2 separate regions of the Mus musculus genome follow, and region 1 is linked to region 2. The links are chromatin contacts, found by POLR2A ChIA-PET in ENCODE. All regions are on one chromosome and are shown on one strand. Each heading gives the region's core, a stretch centred on a gene start or an enhancer-like site at or near the end of the contact. The rest is flanking DNA. Distances are from core to core; before and after follow the strand shown.

Region 1 (5,756 bases), core at 3,132-5,631, 57 kb after region 2:
TCCAGCCCTAGCTTTCTTAGTTAGATTTTTTTTTCCTGCCATGCAAACCAAGCAGAATGTACATTTTAATTTTTCTTAGACTTATTGCGTGTGTTCACATACATGTATTGGTGTGTGCATGTATGGTGCTGAATATGCCATGGCAGGCATTAGAGATCAAAGTCAAATGTTGGGGAGTTGGTTCTTTCCTTCTACCATGTGGGTCCCAGAGATAGAACTAAGATGGTCAAGCTTGGAAGCAAGTGCCTTCACCTGCTGAGCCATCTCACCAATCCTCTTAGAAATATTTTTTAAAGAAGACAGTTTAGGGAGAGTTTCAAGCTTGGGCCGGGACTTTTGACAGGAGACACGTGGTAACAGAGTCAGGCATGACATCGTGGGAGACGCAGCTGCAATGGAAATCCCAGCCTCCTAAAAAATGAGCATGCCATGCAGAACAGAACCGGAACTGACCTCATGTATCCAGCTGGCAACATCTGGACCAGTGATTATTGATTGAAATAAGTGCATGGCATGTTGAGCAGTCATGACACCACCTGATGACCGTAAAGTCGGCAGTGGAGGATCTGCTGAGCTCAGCTGTTCATTTAGGCAGTCCTTGAGTGGAGGGGGTGGGGGCGGGGTGGAGGTGATAGCTGACCTTCATTACTAACTTGACCATACTGAGAGGTGTCTAGGATTGGATGTGCTCCTATGTGTTGTGGGTGGTTTGTTTCTACAGAGTACAGTGACTGGGAGAGATGTAGGCAGAAACTCCTATGCAGCTGCACATAAACAAGCAGGATAAAGAGCAGGAACAGTGTGCAGCCCTGCCTTCCGTGCTTTCAAAGCAAGTGCCTCTTTTCTGTGGCTGCCGTCTTCCACTGACCTCTGACTCCAGCCTCTTCAGTCTTTTACCAGGAACTCCATGCCAGTGACCTTCCCTCCCGACCTCCAGTGTCAGACTGGAACTGTTGAGGCCCACTGCTAGGTTCTCTGACTGTTCAACCTCCTATTACAGCCCGCCCCTTTTCTGCACACCCTTCTGTGAGCATTCAGCAGGCAGTGAGGGCCGAGCCTGGCTCACTGAGAGAAGGCAGGGTGAGACCAAGGATGGACTTTGCTCCTGTACTAGGAGCTAGAAGTGCTAAGTCAGGTTCACATGGCATAACTCAGGGGAGACACCACCCACTTCATTTCAGAAAAACCCTGTTGTTTCTTATAAAATTATTCATAACAGCCTCTTAGCGTAAGTGGAGAGGAAAAGGGTTTTTTTTAAATATATATATCAGAATATTTACTTAGCATGCAATTTCCCTGTTTACAGCCCTGGCAGTAACCAGAGATACAACCGCTTCTACAATGGTTCTTGACTACCCCTTTCTCAAATTCTCATAGATAGGAGAAATGTTGCCTTCTCTTGTGTGTGTGGTCCTTAAGAAACAGTGGATTCACCTATAAGACTATAAACAGTGGTTAGGAGTGGTGTTTCTCTCATACGGTCAACAGTATTTGTTTTGTTTCTTAGCCAGAGTGACCTAGAGCTTGACACACAGCTGAGTGATTGTCCTGAATCCTTTGGAGTGCTGTCATTACAGGCATGAAGCCCACTGGCTGGAAATCTTTTTCTAAAGAGATAAACTAAGATCACAATGTGGTAGTGTTTGCAGTAGTGACATATGGATGTGTAGTTAACTCCCTATGGTGCATGGTATGGAGCTAGAGTGGAGACAGCCATCCTTCAGTCCTACAGCTTATCAGCCACACCCCAGGGAACAGATCCTGAATACTGTTGACTCAACAACCCCTCTCCCACCCTGGGTCATCCCTTGTCTCTGTCTTGCTCTTTCACTGATGTGGTGACACTAACACCATGCTTTCTAACATGTTCAGGAGTAGCGATAATGGCTCAAAACTTCTTTGGAAACCACGAGAGAACACTACCAAAATGCAAGACGCTGGCATTATTGCTTTTACTAGCCATAGCAAAAGGTCATACTAAAGCTAACCTTAAGGACCTAGACATGGTAGGACATGCCTGTAACCTCTGTATCTGGGAGGCAGAGGCAGGATCACTGTAAGTTCCAGGCCAGCCAGACCTCCATCATGTAATCCTGTTTTAAATTAAAAAGGGGGGGGGCGCTAGGGATGTAGCTCAGTTGATGCTGTGCTTGGTATGTTTATAAAAAGATGAAGAGATAGGGAATATGTTCTATGGAGGGGCGGTGAGGTATGGAGGAAGAGGATGTCTCAGTGGGCCAAGGCATCCCTTCCCCCTGAGGGACCAGCCACAGGAAGGTATAGTATAGAATAGAGTTTATTCAGGGCATGGGGAGGGGTGTTAAGAGGGTAATAGAAGCAGAGAAAGGCAGAGAGAGGAGAAAAGTACAGGCTGGCCATGAGCACACAGGGTGGGGGGGGGGGCAGGGGAGAGGGGAAGCGTGAGGGGACAGGGAACAAGCAGGGAAGAGAACAATAGAACAAGAGAGAGAGGAGGAAGCCGGGCGTGGTGGTGCATGTAGCACTTGGGAGGCAGAAGCAGGCGGATTTCTGAGTTTGAGGCCAGCCTGGTCTACAAAGTGAGTTCCAGGACAGCCAGGGTTATACAGAGAAACCTTGTCTCGAAAAACCAAAAAGAGAGGAGAGAGGAGAGAGAGAGAGAGAGAGAGAGAGAGAGAGAGAGAGAGAGAGAGAGAGAGAGAGAGAGAGAGAGAGAGAGAGAGAGAGAGAGAGAGAGAGAGAGAGGGAGGATTGGTGGAATAGTGCGTCCTTTAGACTGGTCTTTAGGGAATGAGGTAAATAGGGGCTTACTTAGCCTCTCCCTTCTTGCCTTTGTGCTGCTCTCTGACCTGCCTCTTCCAGGAAGGGGGTAGGGGGGGTGAGTGGTCCGGTGAAATTTTCTAACGGCTGAGCTGACCTCTTCAACATCATACACACACGCCACACACACACACACGCACACGCACACGCACACGCACACACTAGCCCTCAGGGTGAGATCTGAGATAGGCTCTTTCCGACCCACCTCCCCTGCCTCTTGGAATCAGAAATGCTGCCTTTCTCCACACTCCAGAAGGGACCATGTGGAAAGGAGTCAGGACCTGGACACAAGGTTCCACAGTTCTGGGTTAAATCTTTCTTCTATCACTTACTAGTTTTATGGTTATGAAGGCTAATTTTGTCACTAGTTTGACACCTCTATACCACCCATCTGTTGTGAGAATTCTGAGGACCCACAGGTATTCCCACTGGGACTAAGAGGTGGGATCAACTGGGTTTTAACTGGAATCCCCGCAGTGACTACAGAGACCTGGCAATATCCCCAGGAGTGTCTGGATTTGTGTGAAAGTCAAGGCACCAGGTTGCAGAGTGACTGCAGGGAGACCTGGGGGGGTGTGGGGGGGAAGGGGAGGCACTCCTGGAAGACGGCGGAGGAAGACAGAGGAAGGGGAGTCTGGGAAACTCCCGGAAGAAGTGGGGAGGGGTCAATTCCCAGCTGCTGCCAAGTACCACAAACCAGTTTGATCCTGTTTTGCTTTTGTGCACTGATCATTAACATTTGAAGGAAGAGTTTGTAGTGAGCCCTGCTGTGCATTCAAGGGAAAAGGGAGAGGCTGCGGAAGGCAGGAAGTGAAAGTGCTTTGCTGCTAGCCTGGTTTTTTAGAGTTTAGATCCGCTAGCAATCCTGGACCTTTCCTCTCTGGCTGATTCCAAAAGCTGTCATATTTATAAAGCCCAAAGGGCCGGAGGGCTTGTCCAACTCAGAAAATGTAACAATTTTGGAATTAAAAAAAATGACTACAATAAGCAAAGGCAACAAAGTGTCACCTTAACTCCTTACCTCTTACAAAATGAAGAGTGCATTGGCTTCTTGATAGAAATGCCAGGATTCAGAACTGGTTTTAAAAATAGATGCCACATCTTAATACGCATTTCCTGTGTGCAACACAACATGTTTGTGTTAACAGAAGATAGCATGCTTTGTTTTCTTTCTTCCTTTTTTTTTTCACATTTAGAAAAGCTATTGATTTTTATTTCCACTGGGTGGACAATTACAGTTATTTTCCCCGTATGAGCCCCCTAAGAGTAAATAGCTATGTTCTGTGTTCAGGTTTGAGTTCTGGAAAAATAGCCATGCACTGGCTAGGATCCTATCTACCTGTCTTACCCAGCTCTTCTGAGAGCTGCAAAGTATCTGGGACTCTCAGCACTAACGTCCAGTTACTTAAGTTCCAGCCCGGTGTCTCCTAAGTGAACAGAGCCTTAGGGAGGTGCACATGACTCTCCCCCTCCCCCAGGTGTGAAGAATGTTAGTGTCTTAACCCTAGGACAGGTAGTTTTGAAGATCATTTAAGAAGCCTCTTTGTTCTCCCAGGATACCTCCTGCTTTGCGGTGGAAGCCAAGGTCTGAACTATAAATGGGTTGAGCCAAGTGGAAAGCAGCTGGCGGCATCTGCTCTTATAGTGAAGGTGTCCTGAGTAGCTCAGGGCGCTTAGAGAAGCCTATGGAAAAGGCCAGAGTGTGCCAGAGAGGCAAGAGCAGAATTCCATCCACGGGGCATCATTTCCAAACTCTCTCACCCTCTCTCCTTCACCTCAACTTATTTCTTGCATCTTTCCTGGGAGCGATCTCCTGCCAGTTTGAGTTCAGCTGGGGGAGGGGTGGGCGCACACAGCTTCAGAGCCTAAGAAAATTAGCATACACCCTCCAAAGGGTCAGCACTGGAAGCCAGAACAGTGAGTGAAGTCAAGAGGAGCCTGGGAAGCCGACGTGGGGAGCTTGGGATGAGGTCAGGACTCTACAGGATTGAAGTGCTTACTCAATGCCCCGCGGGCTCTCCAAATAATCTTTAAAGCTGCTGCTGGCTGGGCAGGTGCTAAAGTCCCTCCTCCCTCGATGAGTCACGGGTCTCCCAAAACCAGTTTTATTTTAGGGCTGCTGAGATGCCGGCAGAATAACAAAGAAAGGGGAGCTATACTAGTTAGCAACAGGAGTTATTGAGGAAAATGGTTTGCACTTAACTGATACTTCCAGGCTTTTGAGTTCTCTGTCCTTGGGACAATTAGCTTATCTGCACCTCCCAGATTCCTCCTTCTTCAGTCAGATAAAGATTGTCACCTAGGCGACAGAGCCTAAGGGTCTTGATAGGGTTTGTTTTCTCTGCCAATTAAGGATCTAAAAGGCAGGGGAAAACAGAACAAAACAAAACAAAAAAACATAAGCGCCCGAGAGATCTTAAACACCTCAGAAAAAATCAGCAGCTAAAGAAGGGTGCTTATTCCCGCAAGGAAACGCAGCCCACCAGCGGGCACACAGAGAAGGAGAGTGGGGACTTCGAAAGCCCATATATCCAGTTTCTTCTCAAGGCCTGGGGAGGGGGGAGGGGGAAGCACTCTGAAGAGCTTTCCTCCCCTAACTCAGATCTGGTTAGCTTGAAGACAGATTGGATGGTTGATGGGCCCACAACGGTTGGTAGCTTGTTGGGATCTGGCCTTGAATTTGGTTAGCCTGATGGTGGGAGACAAAAGCCTACAAGGCCTTTGTTTTAAGCTACCAGGCTTTTGTCTCAGCTCAGAGGGTGAGGAAGAAGACAGCCATCTTGGAAGTTCAAAACCTTTATTACCTACCCCATGGAGGCACCTCTCCCTGTGATATGTTAGAATAGTGGCTCAAGTCTAAACATAGGACACCAGGCCAAAGCAGTTCCACGAGTAAGAGGTTTATTGGGAGAGAAAGAGGCAAGATGGCAGCGGAAAGAGAAGAGGGGAAGAGAGAG
Region 2 (6,591 bases), core at 946-3,445:
AAAGAAAATGAGCTGGGCAGGGATGGCGCACGCCTTTAACCCCATTTGGGAGGCAGAGACAGGCAGATTTCTGAGTTTGAGGCCAGCCTGGTCTACAGAGTGAGTTTCAGGACAGCCAGGACTACACAGAGAAACCCTGTCTTGGAAAACAAAAGAAGAAGAAGAAGGAGGAGGAGGAGGAAGAGGAGGAGGAGGGGGAGGAGGAGGAGGAGGAGGAGGAAGAAGAAGAAGAAGAAGAAGAAGAAGAAGAAGAAGAAGAAGAAGAAGAAGAAGAAGAAGAAGAAGAAGAAGAAGAAGAAGAAACAAAATAAGAAAAAGAAAATGAAAGAAGTAACAGGTGGAAGGCGGAAGGCATAAAGCCTCTAACAGAGCCAGCAAACCATTCCCAGAGAGTCCTAGCAGGCTTCTGCTTCCTTAGTCCAGGTTGCCTGGTAAGGTTAGCTTCCCAAGCTGTACAACGTATTAGGAAATAAATTAGTTTAGCTGGTCCCATACAGCCTGCATAAACAGAGTTCTGCTGTGTGGAGAAAGGCAGACTGTGTATCAGGCCAAGAGCAATCTGCCCCGTGACACTTCCTTTTAATAAGTGGCTGAATTTGTGGGTGCTCTCTATTTGACAAATAAGTCATAACAATGTGAGAAAGTTTTAAAGAGGGCCTAAGACCTGGAATAAATAATTGTGTGACGTCAGTATATCAAGGTTAACATAACTTATTGCTAATAAGTGTACATCTATAACATATGTAAGTCACATCACTGTCTGTAAATGGTAAGGACATAGACCCACAGAAGGTACAGACTTTGGATCTGTTTCTGCCATCTGCTAGCGTACTAGCTATCTTTATTTGCCTTTCTTCTTCATTTGCTCTACAAAGTAATCGTTACACGCAACCGTCAGAGCTGCCACCATGACCACAAACTCATTAAAATCCACTTCGTTGTCTTTATTGGCGTCCAGGTCCTGCATTATCTTATCCACCAACTGGGGATCCTTTTGGCACTAAAAAGAAAAAGAAAGTTTCTAACTTGGGAGCCTGGAGGGTCATGACAACTGAAGTCACATCTTCCTTCTGTTTGCATGCAAGTTTTCATTCTCCTACAGACAATCCCCAACATCTATTTACAAGACAATCTGAGCCAGCCTAGGGTCTAAACCCCTGCCTTAGGACCACAGAAACCAGCTCAATCCCCACAGGGCCAGAAAAGCAAAGGAAACACATTCAAGTGAATTATGGATGCTGGAAATGCATTTACTGGAGACCACAGGAAAAACACCAGGACACTGGGAGACAGCGCAGTGACACAGGCAGAGGACCAGGACACCTCAGGATTGTTGGGTGACATATAAACAGAAGCTTCAAAGTCAAAGGGGACAACGAGTGGCCCTACCATCTACCATCAGTAGACTTTGGAGCAATCATGTAACATTTCAGAATTCCCTAATTTATCCCGTAGAAAGAATAGTCTTTGCCAACATGGCATGGAGATGCTCTAACTCATTTGAAGTTGCTTAGTACTAAGTTGGCTGGATAAGGCCAGTACAAGTACTGGACACCTGAATAAATCTGAATTTCAGATTAAACAACATGCATTTTTTCACTAAGTGTGACCCAAGTATTATATGGGGTATAAACTATTTTATCTCATAACTGCACTTAGAACAGTGTCTGAAACACAGAAAAAGAACTATCCAGGAGCCATTTTCCTTACCACTATGGTTAGGTTCTCCAAGTGTTGACAATTACATTGAGGATTTTTTGTTTTGTTTTGTTTTGTTTTTATCCAACATTCAATATTCTGGTGCAACAATAAAAGATGTGGCTGGTCATACCCAGGGCTATCATTATAATTAATAATGGCTAGCTATACCTGGAGCTTTAGACAGTGGAAAGGAAAGTGGCTCCTGCCAGTGTATGCAGAAATCAAGATCTCCAGGGGCTACTTCCCCAGCACTTAGGGTCTTGAGGCAAATGACGGACAGAATGTTCAGAACACCTGTCCCCAAAGCCGTCCCCTCTCTATGTACCAGCAGATGAGGCAGAAAGACGGACTCACTGTGAGGAACTCTGTGAGTTCTCGCTGTAACAGCATCTTCAGTTCCCCCTTGTTGAGCTTGAACCTGTCGCCCTCCTTGCAAGAGTACCGGTGGAAGATGCGAATCATGGTGTCCATAGCCATCTCCAGCTGGGTGGGCATGCTGACGGTGGAGTGGATCACTCCCGGAGCAGGACGCCAAACCAGGGGGAAGGCACTCGCTCAAAGAAAGCAGATGGGGACCCGTCAGCTCTTCCGTGAAAACAGAATACACCGGCGACAGTTCTTAAACTCTAATAACGCTCCATTAAAGACGGTGTTCTGCTTATTCTAGCGCAAGCTACGAGACCATCGCAGGTGTTCTTACTCCACCCCAATTCCCATTCCTGCGACCTGTGGACCTCCAGCGGTTCACAGTTTTGCAACCAAACAGGCCCAGAGTTGTGTTAGAACACAGAACCGAAAAATAAATAAATAAATAAATAAATAAATAAATAGAGCAAAAGAAAAGGGAAATTCTTTACTTCCTACCTGTTCAGCAAGATGTGGCTGTCTACAGATGTCCACGGTTGCCGATCCCCGGGTTTCCACCTGGCACACCTGTTCCCAACAAGTGACAATTATCAGAGACCAGAGAGACTCAACTGGGGATGCCTCCGAGTCTGTTTTTAATCAGCAGAATGAACAGGTGTGCGCTGCTGCCCCGAGGGCCATGGAGGAAGGGGAGTGGGTGTTAGAGAGGAGAAGAGCAGAGTGGGAAGGGAAAGCCCTCTGCTCTGCTCCTGTGGGAATATGGGTACAGCTTGTTGCTAGGAAGTTGATGACCAGAATGGAGTCTAAAAATAAAGGAGCAAAGAAGAAACACTGTTGCAAACCTAGACACTCCTCAGCAATGCTCTTGCAAGGTCAAGGGAGCAGGCTCTACAGACGAGTTCCGCAGACCCAATGGAGTTCTCACTGTCAGAAATGGAAACACTAGAAGCTGCTTGGGCACATGCCCTGCATGAAGAATCCATGTAGCTGAGAGTGGGGGCTCCTGTCTGTTACCCCAGCTCCTCAAAATCTGAAGTAGGAAGACCATGAGTTTGAGGCCAGACTGGGATATAGTGAGTCCCAGACTGGCTTGTGTTAAAGGGAGACCTGATATTGAAATTCATAAAAGAAGAGCAAAATGAGAGAGGGAGAAAGAGAGAGAGAAAGAGAGAACATGTGTGCATGTGTGTGTGTACACGCGTGTTCACGCTCTCAATCTTGTGTCTTCCTAATGAATCACTAAGGACTCGACTAGTACCTGGGCCACATAACGGGTGACAAAGCAGAAGAAGGTGGTTGAGCGTAAGTCTTCCTGGTTTATATGATTAACACCGATCTTAGCCTTATCACGTGTAGGGATACATTACCTGGTGTCTGTGGAGGACAGAAAGGCTTCATACATAGGACTGTGTAGGAGGATTCTCACATAAGTCAAGCTAAGGAGGGGGACAGAGGGCTTGAGTTGGCTCCCCAGGTGTGGCGTGGGGAGAATCTCGTCTGGAAGCCAATCGTACTGTTATGTTTCCTGGGCTGTGTTAAATTCGAAGAGCACTGGTGTCTTCTTTAGGTTCCTGCTAAGACTGTCCCCAAGGCTTTGTGGCCACTTTCCCTCCATTTTGAAAGCTCTCTTACACTCCCGCTCTGAAATGTTGTTCCCGGGGTATTCTTGGACACTTCTATAATCCCGAAATCTTTAGCCCAGATGTCTGCTAAGCAACAGGATGATCTGTCCAACTTCCACCCGGACCCCTTTTTGCTGAAGAGTCCCAGAAGCTTTTCAAACTTGATTAGCATCAGACTAAAACACCTTTCCTCGTCCCACCTCTTGCTCCTCTTGGACCATCTTGGTCACCCACTGCCACGTTTCACGCCAGCTCCTGTCACTGTTTAAATGCCCACTCCTTGCCAGTCCTCGCCACCTTCAGACCTGGAGGTACTCAGTGCAGACTGTCCGTGCTCCTGCAGTCAGGTCCCCGTTCTGCTGTCACAGTTAATTACAAGGGGATCATCACCCTCTCATCTCAGCTCTGTCCCTGCCTACAACCCAGAGAAATGCTGGTCTCTCCTGCCTTGACAGTACCCCACCTACTCACTGACGACTGAAGGCAAATGCCACCTCTTCCAGCTACTTGCCTGCACTTTCTCCAACTCCCCACTCCTCCCAGGGCACCTCCTCCTCTCTTTTAGCACAGTGCTTTGGGAACATTCCTGTAATTGCTGTCACACGTTCTCCACACTTGGAATGAGTACCTGGATCCTAAGCTCCGATATGCCTGGTCCATCTTTGTATTTTACAATACTTAGCATGAAATTAGGCACATGGAAGTGCTCAGACAGACATGCTGGGAGCCACCTGTGTGATTGATAACTGCAATCCCCCACTCTTGGGAGCTGAGGCAGGAGGATGGTCAATCTAAGGTCATCCTGAGCCACATGGTGAATTTAAGACAAGCCTGGGCTATAAAATGCTTATTTTAAAAGGGGGAGTTGAAAAGGAGAGGGAGAAGATTGGAGCAGGGAAAGGAAGAGGGGAGAGGGAAAGAGAGAGAGAGGGAAAGTTGAGAGAGGAAGAGAAGGGAGGGGAGAGAAAAGAGAAAGGGGAGAGAGAGAAAGGAGAGAGAGGAGAGAGAGGGAGAGAGAACCCACTAGCCATGATACATAGACAATGAACTAGGGAAGGGGTCTGTGGTCTCCCAAGAAACTGGACTTTGTCTAGGTTACTTGTCCAAATAATTAATCGCCTTTATTCTGCATTAAAACTTTGCTTACCAAAGGGAGAGGGGGTTATTTCGATGAAATACAGTTTGAGTTTGCATTGAAAGTGCACCGAAGCTACAGGTGCACAAAAGTGGGTAAACAGTGTGGTGTGCGTGACTCTCAACAACACTGTGTTCAAATCGTATTCAACCACAGGGCTCTTTATTTGGAAAACTCAAGTGACAGGTAAGACTTGCAACAGAAAAGGTAGCAAAGGGTGAAATGCTTCGGTTGGGTTTAAGAACTAAGAGCTTGACCTCCCCATGCTGGACTTGCAAAGCCAGGCAGGTTCCTGTTTCTGAGGCCAGTGAGACATAAAGGTTTCCTTTGGTGTGTGCTGCCCCTTAGTGTCAAGTTCTGGAACTGCATCTGAGCGCCCTCTCAAGAATGCTCTTGGATTTGAGCCCATATAACACTGACTGTTAGCAGGGGCTTTATAAACCAGCCCCGGGTATGGTAGTCTCTAGATGGTCCATCCTTTCGTCTCAGCTTCACACTTTGTCTCCATCCCATAATCATCCTCCAAACACTGACACCATTGCATACACTAGCAAGATTTTGCTGAAAGGACCCAGATGTAGCTGTCTCTTGTGAGGCTATGCCGGGGCCTAGCAAACACAGAAGTGGATGCTCACAGTCAGCTATTGGATGGATCACAGGGCCCCCAATGTAGGAGCTAGAGAAAGCACCCAAGGAGCTAAAGGGAACTGCAACCCTATAGGTGGAACAACAATATGAACTAACCAGTAACCCCCGGAGCTCGTGTCTCTAGCTGCACATGTATCAGAAGATGGCCTAGTCGGCCATCATTGGAAAGAGAGGCCCATTGGTCTTGCAAACTTTATATGCCTCAGTACAGGGGAATGCCAGGGCCAAAAAGTGGGAGTGGGTGGGTAGGGGAGTGGGGGGGAGGGTGTGGGGGGATTTTTGGGATAGCATTGGAAATGTAAATGAAGAAAATACCTAATTAAAAAAAAAAGGAAAAAAAAACCCAGCCCCGGTCTGAGATCTCCAGAAAACATTAAGAAACAAAGGTAACACCAGGGTTCAACAAGGCTCTGTCACCCTGGGGACACAGACACACTGGTGACAAATGCGCAGAAGAGCCATTGTTGTCTCAATGTGTACTCCTTTCATCGATGCATGACTCTGGACTCTCAGAGCTAAAACGCCCAGTTCTACATCACAGTTAGTGTCCAAAGAAGGAGCAAGTGGAAGTGAGTGAAGAAGTTTAAAAGAAAGATGACTGGGGACGGGGGAGGGCGGAGGTGGATGAAATTCACAAGCTTGAGATTTTTAAATTCTATTTTATTTGTTTATGTGTCTATGAATTGCTTATTTAATGTGTATGGTGCTGGTGCGTGGTGTGGCTAGGAGGCCAAAGAGGAGTTGGATCCTCTGGAACTAGGAGTTACTGAGAGTTGTGAGCCACTATGTGGGTGCTGGGACCTGAACTGGGTCCTCTGCTAGAACGGCCAGTACTCTTAACTGCAGAGCCGACTGCCCCACCTGGAGAATTCTCTTTTGAGTACCATGCTTGAAAGTGAACCAAACAAGGGAAAGAAGGGGCTGGAGAGATGAGTGCTGGCTGCTCAGTCCTCAGGAAGGGAGCTGGGCTTCCAGTACCTAACCAAGTGAGTATCCCCACACATCTGTGACTCCAGATCTCAGGTGTCTAACACCCTCCTCTGACTCCCGTGCTTAAAGGTAGACACACACACCACAAACATACACACACACACACACACACACACACACATATACATA

What was found. ChIA-PET counts read pairs that join two places held with the same protein, here RNA polymerase II (POLR2A).
Region 1: POLR2A ChIA-PET joins it to region 2 with 12 read pairs in embryonic stem cell. The contact joins the enhancer-like site here to the promoter of S100z in region 2. POLR2A ChIA-PET finds 5 or more read pairs at or near these places in 2 of 5 experiments (Patski and embryonic stem cell).

The regions. Positions count from the first base shown.
Region 1 is chr13:95,530,855-95,536,610 of GRCm38, forward strand. No RefSeq gene overlaps it. Among named protein-coding and RNA genes, the nearest start is that of F2rl1, 8.5 kb to the left of the region's middle. Within about 2 kb of position 4,382, at least 1 of the 3 ENCODE cell types and tissues checked has a DNase peak (open chromatin) inside an H3K27ac peak, as active enhancers do.
Region 2 is chr13:95,476,460-95,483,050 of GRCm38, forward strand. It overlaps S100z (S100 calcium binding protein, zeta), which reads right to left and starts at 2,196. Exons shown (of 2, transcript NM_001081159.1): 1 at 2,056-2,196; 2 at 842-1,000. The coding sequence starts at 2,196. The coding sequence ends at 842. It overlaps Gm52025 (a long non-coding RNA gene), which reads left to right. Exons shown (of 3, transcript XR_003950528.1): 3 at 2,033-2,411.